Regions from separate parts of the Homo sapiens genome. Here region 1 is linked to region 2. A link is a contact called in ENCODE Hi-C data. All regions are on one chromosome and are shown on one strand. The core of a region is the stretch at or near the end of the contact, and the rest is flanking DNA. Distances in the headings are between cores, read along the strand shown. Region 1 overlaps MIR100HG (mir-100-let-7a-2-mir-125b-1 cluster host gene). Region 2 has its middle 310 kb from the start of SORL1-AS1.

The links. A loop is a pair of places that touch in the nucleus more often than their neighbours do. Pooled maps may share reads with other maps.
Region 1: a loop to region 2 is called in a pooled map, with 2.2 times the contacts of the local background. The contact joins two enhancer-like sites. A Hi-C loop is called at or near these places in 4 of 37 single-sample maps with no recorded cell type and 3 of 50 pooled maps.

The regions. Positions count from the first base shown.
Region 1 is chr11:122,214,144-122,219,631 of GRCh38, forward strand. The region is part of intron 2 of MIR100HG (mir-100-let-7a-2-mir-125b-1 cluster host gene); the gene reads right to left. Among named protein-coding and RNA genes, the nearest start is that of MIR100, 65 kb to the left of the region's middle. RefSeq lists an enhancer at 1,507-1,556. Within about 2 kb of position 1,415, at least 11 of the 41 ENCODE cell types and tissues checked have a DNase peak (open chromatin) inside an H3K27ac peak, as active enhancers do.
Region 2 is chr11:121,765,040-121,769,983 of GRCh38, forward strand. No RefSeq gene overlaps it. Among named protein-coding and RNA genes, the nearest start is that of SORL1-AS1, 310 kb to the left of the region's middle. RefSeq lists an enhancer at 2,763-2,812. Within about 2 kb of position 2,557, at least 2 of the 41 ENCODE cell types and tissues checked have a DNase peak (open chromatin) inside an H3K27ac peak, as active enhancers do.

The DNA.
Region 1 (5,488 bases), core at 165-2,664, 450 kb after region 2:
ACAACAGCATTTCCCAGATGACTCAATTCAGAAGGACTAAAAGGAGTTTCTGTGACCTGAAGATGTTTGTACATCAGCTAATCTAGCTTTCCACCTTTGCTGGAATATGCTGACTGCATTTATTTCTCTAGATATCTCTCACCCAATAGTAAGACTCAGTAGAAGCACTACCTCCTCCAGGAAGCCTTCCCTGACTACACAGCTTGAATTAGTGCACTTTCATATTCTCCCACAACACCCTGGGCACATATACTTCTCTCTTAGCAATCAGGAAATTATATTGAAATTGTCTGCTTGTTAGTCTCTGTCTTCTTGGTGACCAGGTACTATACTTTACAATCTTTTTTACTCCAGTATCTAATACAGTGCTGGCATAATGCAGGAATTTAATAAGTGTTTATTGAACTACATGGATGTGTATCTCTCTCTAGAGTATTTGCTAGCATAAACCCCCATTTGTATTTTATAAGGGTATCCCATAACCTCTGCTCTTAGGAAGTTCTATCTCATATCTAACTCAGTTCTCTCCTGCATGCATATATTTCTCTTTTTTCAAACCTTGGGAGACCACAGCCGGTCACGATCCTCATTCTTATCAGAGTGATCATAGAAATCACAACTTGCACTCATCATTGTTTTTCTCTCAGGTTCAGCTTTATTTTTTTTGGTCTGAAATCAGGAATGAACTTTCACAGTCTCAACTCTGGCCATTTTTCCTTTTAACAAACAAATAGAAAAGAACTTCCAAGAATGATTTTGACCAGATAGAGTCTGCTCCTTTTAACAAGATTGTGTGAAGCACCTACTGTGTGCCAGGCTGTGTGTGATGGAGAGGGAGCAAATGCATAAGTCCCTGACATCAAGAGATCTTCAACCTAAAACAGAGAATAATGGGGGTACTGAATTTAATTCATAAAAAGTAGCACCCCACTTTCTTGTGATCCCTTGGTTAGAATCACCAACTTTTATGAGTTTGTAGAAAAGCCCAGAGTGCTAAAAAGTAAAAAGCAAACATTCCATTTCTGAGCAATTTGGGAGAAACTAAATTTGGCCCAGTCAGGAGACACGTTGGGGAGTACCTTAAAGGATAAGTGTCAAGTGTCTGTTGACATTTCTAAAGAAATCCATTTGCATTTTCACTGCTAAGGAGAGGCCGGCCTCCACTGGCCACACATTCAGAAAGCTGGCAGGAGCCACTGGTCAGCAACCCCCAATCAAACAGGCTTCCTCTTTCTGGCCAAAGAGCTCAGGGTCTGCGTGACTTGAGGCAAGTCATCCAGGGACATTTGGGATTCTGATCTAGTGAGCCAGTGAAGACGGTACAGATAAGGCCCAGACAGAAATCTGGCAGCCTAAGTAACATCTGGTTGGTCTGAGGTTTGGACTCTGGCTGGGGCCGGGAGCCCAGGGCTGGCGACTGGGGAGCCTGCACTTGGAGCTGGTGACAGCAGGTGGCGCAGGAGCGCAGAAACCAACCTTCAGTGGGCCCTGAAAGAAATCATGGTGTTAATGCCACCCCAAACCACAGCCAAGCAAGGCAAAGGCGACCATGTTGTCCTCAAGTCCTGAAAAGGGCAAATTGCACAGATGGAGCAAAGAACCATAGATGGGCAATTCTCCGGTAAAGAAAAGCCAAGGTAGGTCGTCAGAGATCTAGGTAAAATCCTTCGATGGTCAAGGACTTCAGAACTTTAGGAAATGTGCAAAGAAAATGAAAGAGAAAGACAACACATAACATTAAGTTCAGGAGCAATATAAGAGCTCCTGGAGAGGAAAGGCTCAAGTCACTTTGAACCCTTAGGGCAGCTGATGAGCCAGGTATCATTCTCCAAATAGCCTCTCCTTCCCTCCAGCAACAAAACGCAAACAGAATATTCACAACAAAAACCTCACCTATTACAGTTAGTAAAGCCTCGAAAATCAACATTTTTAAACAAAAAATGGAAATGTTATCTCCTTCTTAAAGCTAGTAGAAGGCACCTTCTTGTTGCCCCAATCTCTGCATAAGTTCTCCTCCAAAGCATATCACTGGGGGAAGAAGGGAGAAAGTTCCCCTCCAGTAAGTATCCAAGGTTCTTCTGTTTGTGTGCCCAAAATGGGACAAAAAAGCATAGTCCTACTTATCTATTTACCTAACACCATAAGTCGAGGAATTTTAAGCAGCTGATTCTAAAAGCTAGAATAAAAGCGTTACACACAAGATACGAGACAACCTCCCTCCAAAAGATAACGGGCACAAGCAGTAGACTGCTGAGATATGCAATGGAGAATCTTCCCTCATCCACTTAAGCAGTAAGGGTTGGCTTTGGGATAAATCTCAGGGAATGCAAAGAATATTACTTATTTTTCCATTTGGTTTACTTTCATGTTGTTACTTCTCTCGTGGGAAGTAGATGCCTAAGCTCTGATGTATATAAATCCATTTTCAGTGTTTACTTAAGTACATATACATACACTATAGCAAAATGTTGCTTTGCTTGAAAAATCATTGAAACATTTGATGTGTTTGCTCTCAATCAATATTCTGCAAAAAGCATCTGGGTTCGCTGCTCAACTAGGACAGTAGACAAGTCTGGAGTCTTTTCCATGAGCCACCTGCCACTTGCCAGCTCTATGGGGTCCCACATCACAGTTGTCCCAGTAGCAGACAGTATAAGGGCTATGTGATTTAGGCTGCAACAAAGGGTGATGACAGAACAGAGAAAGGCAAGGTGAATTCCCTCTGAATGTGACCAGAAAGGCTTCATGGAGAAGGACACTCCAGTTGTTTGACTACTCCATGCCTTTGGACATGTTTTTTTTTTTTTTTTTTTTTTTTTTTTTTTTGCCTGAAATGCCATTCCTCAACTCCCACCATCATCCTTTTGGGGGAATTTCCAGTTTCCTTCAAAACTAAGTTCTGATGTTATCTAGAGCCCTCCCTGACCATCACTTTGCCCCTTAGAAGTCCTATACAAATCTCATTCCAAATACATGGCACAGGAATGATGCTTGTGTCTTTGTTGTTGTCTTTATTATAATATTCACTCACCAGCTGGGAGACTCCTTTTTTTCTAATTTTTTTTTTTTTTGAGGTGGAATCTCGCTGTGTCACCCAGTCTGGAGTGCAATGGTGTGATCCTGGCTCACTGCAACCTCTGCCTCCTGGGTTCAAGTGATTCTCCTGCCTCAGCCTCCTGAGTAGTTGGGATTACAGGTGTATGCCACCACACCCAGCTAATTTTTTGTAATTTTAGTACAGACAGGGTTTCACCATGTTGGTCAGGCTGGTCTCGAACTCCTCACCTTGTGATCCACCTGCCTCTGCCTCCCAAAGTACTGGGACTACAGGCGTGAGCCACTGCATCCGGCCTTTTTCTACTTCTTAATGGTTTCCCAGATACCTCTCCCTACAGCTCCTCCCAACTAAGTAGGGTTGCCAAATAAAAACAGAACTGCCCAGTTCCATTTGAATTTTGAACAAACAACAAATAGTTTTTTAGTGTAGTATGTCTCAGATACTTCATATATCATATTCTCATTTGTTAACTATGGCAGTCTTATTCCTGAGATCACTGAGTTCGTGCCTTGTGCCCCCTCCCCGCCCTAGGGCAACCATTCAAAGCTTCAGGTGCACTTTCTCAGCATTAGCCTCTCTCCCCAGCCCTCCAGAAGAAAGGTGACACTCCTTGCACACACTGTTAGCAGCCTGGAAGAGTCATCTAAGGTCAGTTTCAGATCCATTTTGAGATTTTTTCTTTTTCTGTCCTGTATTGGCTGTATTTATTCAATAGAAGTCAAGTTTAAGTGTTTCAATTCAATATAATACCACTTGTTCAATTAATTGTTAAATAGGAGAATATCACTTACTTTTCATTTAAATGTGGTTTAACGAATTGCATGAATTACATGACTAAGACACTTTGCAATCTGTTAAATCCATGTTGAATTTCAAAGTATGGCAGGCTGGGTGTTGTGACATTTACCTTTTCAGCTCCTACTGTCTCTTTCTACCATTTCTCTCCTGCAGAAAACAAGGGAGATCCAGCTGGGAAGGCAGAAATCTGCAGAAACACATCCAATCCTATCAGAGTGCCCATCACCGAGAAACACCTTTAAGTTAAAGTTGCCCACTTTATTTCACTATCTTGTCAAATGGAGCTTTAAACATGAAAATAGAAACATCTTGGATTCTTTTAACAAGTCCCTTCTACCAAGACTAACATTGTTTTCCATTTACATCCACTTCCCAGGGCGAAAAATGGCAAAAAGGATAATTTGTAACAACGCTGCCCTACCTTTTTTCACTTCATGACAGGCACAGAAAATTATAATAGCTGAATGACAGGGATCAATTGGAAAGAATTTGGGAGATTCAGTATGAGGCTTAGTAATAAAATTAATTAATATGATTTAAAATTAATAAAAATTATTTTGTTCATTATTTTAAAATATAAAATGTTATATAAATATATTAAATGTGAAATTTGCATAACGTCTCCCAGTTAATGGTATTCTATTTAGAAATGCCTAACATCTGATTGTAAAAGGTAAAGATAAAAGTCACGTATGCCTTCTACCTTATTAGAACAATACAAAATATAAGAGCAAATTAAATCAGAAAATAATCTAATATTTTTATACTGCAGGCAAAGCGAAGAACTTCCCTGAGAATAAATAAATCATGACTAAGAAAAAATTGAACTCATACTAGGACATTTTAACAGGAAGCTCCAGGGAGTGAAATGTACTTCAGCTGTCGCACAACACGCTCTGGTGGCAGTGTCCGTTCAGAGAGTCGCATACACCTAAACAGTCATCACAGAAGCTAGCGAGTTTATAGACAAAGCGATGTATGTTCAAATACACTTGAAAATTTCTAAATGGTTGTCCAAATGATTTTCATACTCTACCACTACAAAAAGCATGCAATCATGAAGAACTCAGGGCACCCCTGTAGGCCGTTCCAGGTGCCCCCAAGACCACACAGCACCTCTAGGAAGCTCCGCCTTATAGGAAGAGGTCACAGTGTGCTTACGTCCTGGCACATTTTAAATGAATGAATACCAAAGAAGAGAATTTAACTAAATGAAAATCTTCCCCTAACTATTAAAGATTGTAGTGGGAAAATGCAGGGATAGCCTCCCTTCCCTAGCCAGCCCTGGTGTATGGAAAGGGCAGGTGAAACCATTCTGTTCAATCCCACGTGCGAGTAGCTGTGAGATGCCAGGCACGGGGATAGGCACTGGAGAGAGAAAATATGCAAACACCTTGGTCCTATTTAGGATCAGCTCACAATGTGGGGAGTGAGACTAATAGATATAAACAGAGATCCAAGAGAATCTATGGTTTATCATCATCACGCCTGTGATAAGAGTCAATGATTCTCAGAATTCAAGGATTCTTCTCTGCTCACCCTCAATGTATGCTCTAACCAGACACACATGATTTTAGCATCGTGCTGTCTTTCTCCTGAATAATTCTCTTTCCCCCCAATAGCTTGCTTTAA
Region 2 (4,944 bases), core at 1,307-3,806:
GGGCTCTTTTTTTTGCCTCTAGATATTTCCTGAATGAATGAATGAATGAATGAAGTGCCTAACATGCCTTCCTACACCCATGACCCTAGTGTGGTGCCTTGCACAGAGGAAAAAACACAATAAATATTGAATGAACATCTATGTTTGTGAGTAAAGAGATTCAGATCAGCTGTGTCACATTACATAGTCATTTTATTCAAATGTCTCAAAGCCTAAAATGTCATTTTTAAACTGCTTCTTCCAGCCCTAGGGAGAAAGTAGATACAAATCATGAAGACCGCTTGAGGCACCCAGAGAAGGGATATGCATTCCCCGGGTTCACTTGAGGAGTGAGGCGTTTGGACATCCCTCCCACCCCCACTTCTGTCCCCTCCTGCAAGTGTGTCCCCCTCTGCCTTTCTCTTCACATTATAAGTCGCCTGAGTATTTATATATTCTGGGGTCTCTCTATGTAAATCCACATTCCATAGATCCCAAAGCTTTTCTTCTGTTTCAGATCAAGAGGCTGAACAAGATATATGTTTTCTTTTCCTTTTGTAACCAGCAAATGGCTTTTTTATCGATCTACCCCTTCTAACATAAGGTTTGTCTTCATGTAGAGTTCGGAAGCCTGTTCTCTCTCTCTCTCTCTCTCTCTCTCTCTCTCTCTCTCTCTCTCTCTCCCTCTCTCTCTCTCCCTCTCTCCCCCTCTCTCTCTCTCTCTCTCTCTCTCTCTCTCTCTCTCTCTCTCGTAACCCCTTCCTTAAGTTCAGAGAGACTGTTTACTCGCCTCCACCTCTCTCTTCCCACAGTTTTATCTCATCTTAGCTCTGTTCATAAACCATCAGTTTCTCCAGTGTCTTGTGTTTCCTGCCTGCTGTGGCTGGAATTTTATGGGACTAATCAGGTTTTGCTTTCTTCACACCCCGTCTCTTCACCATCCATGCGGCCCTCTTGACTCTTATCCCCCTACCCTCACCTTCATGGTGCGTGGGCCTATTAAATGGTGTCCAGTCCAATTTCTGGCACCCAATAAATCTAAATTTTCAAGCTTGGGAAGCCGGGCTCACCCACTGGCACCCAGATAAATGAGTCCTCCGTGAGAAACCCACACTGGTCATTACTCAAGACTCTCCTAAAACCTCGACACAGGCTTCCTGCCTGAGAGACTCAAAGTGCCCCTTGACTCCCTTACCTTCTGGAAAAGAAAATGTTCCCCCACCCCATCACAGGGACTGAAGTCATCTCCAGCTCTCCCCGCTCCAGACCGATGCTCAAAGCGGCTGGAGCCCCCGACTCTTGGCCCCCAGCCGGCCCCCACGTCATTGCCCACTGCAACGTCTTTGAAATGAGACTTAATATCCAGCACACGCGCGTGCACTGTTCAGCTCGCAGGGGCTCCGAGCATGGAGCTGAACAAAGAACCTCCGTGCAGAGGTTTCATTGTTCGCAAAAAGCACTACCAATGAGGGCTTTTCTCCCAGTGGTGAATCTCTCGCCCTTTTGGCGGAGGGTACTGTTTCAACACCCTAAATCTAGCTCTTCCATCTGATTGACAGCAGCCCTAAAATTGTCCAGGTGTGAGGAAGAGGATTGTCGGGGTTGAGGGCCTTTGAGATCAGGTTAGCTTTCTAGAAAACTGGTGGGTAGGAGGGTCCAAGAGCCAGGACTCCTGGGAGGAAACCGGGGTCAGGGTCTGTGTTTCATTCAGAGAGGGGAGACCTGGAGAGCATGATATGCTCTTGGGAAGTTGGAGACTATTTGTATTTACTTATTTGTTATTTTGACTTGTGAAATTATCCCCTTTCACTCTGTCAGGCTTCTGAGTCTGCACAATAAAAATTAATTACAATGAATTAGAACCTTTATAAACCACCCTTAATAGAACAGCGGCTCAGAGACAGCCCCTCCTCTGGCTTCTCGGCGGTCTACAGTTTAAAATTCGATCAGGAAATAATACTTCAAGAAGACAAATGTCTCTAAAATAAAGTATCTGTTTTTGGCTTTTATGGAATAAATCCTGGAAGTAATAGGATGCTGTGATGGTTAGCTTTCTGTGTCGATTTAGCTAGGCTATAGTATCCCATCATTTAATCAAGCACTAATCCACATGTAGCTTCGATGGTATTTTGTAAACGTGGTTAACAGCTACAGCTGGTTGATTTTAAGTAGATTACGTTGGATAGTGCAAATGGGTCTTATCCAATCAGTTAAAGGTCTTAAGAGCAAAAACTGAGGTTTCCTAGAGAAGAAAAGATTCTGCCTCAAAACTGCAGCATCAATGCCTGCCTGAGTTTCCTGAACTGGCTGGCCTGTGCTACACATTTCAGACTTGTGTCTGGCCCCTGCAATCCTATGAGGCAATTTCTTGAAATAAATCTCTTTAAATAAATAAATGAAAGTTTCTATCTCTATTCTACATTTCTATATCTATGTATTATTGATTCTGTTTCTCTGGAGAAGACTGAATAATGAAGGTATTTCAAAATCTTATGCTGAATTGAAATTGTTCATTGTGTAAGTACCTTCAGGGCAGGATGACAGTTCCTCTTTCTTTTCTGAGCATGAGGCATTATGCTGCACACAGGGTAGGAATTTATGAAGCGCTTACTGAAGTCACCGGAAACCCCAAGAAGCCCCATCATGCTTTTTTCAGCTTCTGCTCCTGCACTTTCAGTTCAAGTGGAAACATTTGCTCCTTCTCATTCACACAAGACTAATCAGCCTGACTTGGGAGTCCAGCTCTTCTCATGACCTTCCCATAACCTTGTGAAGTACTGATGCTCCCATCCGTCTCTACCTTTAAAAGCTGTGAGCCGAACCACACCTTCCCCAAAGGCCTCACTGCAGAGAGCCCAGGCGCATCACTTGGTCTTGCCTCCTAGCACTTGTACCTGAGAGCCTTTAGGTTTACCTCCGTTGTTCTGTTCTGGCCTGGCATTGTGAGATGATGTCCTCCCTTTCTCATTAGCGGGTGGTCCCTCTGGGGGAATTCCAGGCTCTGATGTTGTGGAACATGTATGGCCTTTGGAATTAGCCAGACCCAGTTTGAGCCCCAGTTTTCATACAAACATTGAGAACCTGATGAAGTCATGTACATTTTCTGAGGCTCAGTTTTCTTATTAGTAAAATGGCAGTAAAGTGACTCATAAGGACATGTGAGGAATAAATAAAGCAAATAGAGAGTTATCATTTATTATTTTAAAATTAGCAACAAAACATATATTTCTCTGTGTTAGTCCGGGTTCTCTAGAGGAACCGAACCAATAGGATAGATGTATATTTGAAGGGGAGTTTATTAAGCAGTACTGACGCACACAATCACAAGGCGAAGTCCCATAATAGGCAGTCTGCAAGCTGAGGAGCAAAGAAGCCAGTCCGAGTCCCAAAATCTCAAAAGTAGGGAAGCCAACAGTGCAGCCTTCAGTCTGTGGCGGAAGGTCCGAGAGCCCCTGGCAAATCACTGGTGTAAGTCCAAGAGTGCAAAAGCTGAAGAACTTGGAGTCTGATGTTCGAGGGCAAGAAGCAACCAGCACAGGAGAAAGATGGAAGGCAGAAGACTCAGCAAGTCTAGTCCTGCTTTATCCTAGCCACACTGGCAGCTGATTAGATGATGTCCACCCAGATTGAAGGTGGGTCTGCTTCTCTCAGCCCACTGACTCAAATGTTAATCTCCTTTGGCAACCCCCTCACAGACACACCTAGGAACAATCCTTTGCATCCTTCAATCCAATCAAGTTGACACTCAATATTTACCATCACATTCCCCTAATGAAGTTTTCTGTGGAATGTGAAATATAAAGCAGGTAAGATAAGCGCTACTCTGGTTGGTTCTAAGGAAAGCTTCTTACTTGTGCACTGGGACTCCCATTCTCTGTCCTTTTCAAGGGCATGCCTTCAGCAATGCTGTCTCTGTCTATTATATTACATGTAACACTGCTCTACTGGATCATCCCTGCCAGCCTGAGAACATGATGGCATAGCCTCCATCTTTCAACCAACCAACCAACAAACCAACCAAGCCATCATCAACCAAGCAAAAAAAATTCATCTTCCCTTACCCTACATGCCTCTGAAGTTACTACCCCACTTCTGCCCTCTTCTTTCCAGCAAAGTTCACTGACAGAGTTGTCTATGTGTTGTTTGTTTTCTCTCTTCTTGTTCTTTCTTGAATCCACTCAGTCTTTGTTCTCACTATTCCACTAGTCCGCAGCCCCAGTGGAGGTTGAAAAAGACCTTCACATTGCCAGAAGGTCTTTTATGATTGATTTTTAGCCACAGTGGATCACATCTTCACCTTGAGGTAGTTTCTTCACTAGTCCTTGGGGAACCACTCACTCTTGGTTCTCCTACCTCACTGACAGTTCCTCCTCAGTCTTTTCTACGTTGTTCTTCCCCATCCCCTAACCTTTACATTTTGGAATGTCCCAGGGCTCAGTTCTCATTTACAAACAGTGAGCAGGGTAGGGCTAACTTAATCTCATGGTTTTATCATCTACACATTGATAACCCTCCAATTTACATATCCATCTAGACCCTGTGTCCTGAAAGCCAGACTCATACAGCCAACTGCTTGCATGTCTAAGAGACGTCTAAAATTCACCACGTCCGAAAATGAACTCCTGATATCTCCCTGAAACTCGTTATTCTGAAATTGTCCTAATTTCATGAGTGACCCTTCCAGTCTAGAGTTTACTGATCTATAAAGCCTTAGGACCATCTTTGACATTTCATTTGTTATCTCACCCTGCATCTATTCCAAGGGCAACTGCTATAGCCTCTACTTTCAACATATATCCAGAATCTGACCCCTTCTCACCACATCTACTTCCACACTGAGTCTAGTCTCATGCCCCATCCTCTCATGTAGATTATCTTAACAGCCTCTTGTCTCCTTGCTTCAACTTTCATTCAACTATACTTTATTCTCCATACAATATCCCTTGAAAACATTCGTCATAATTA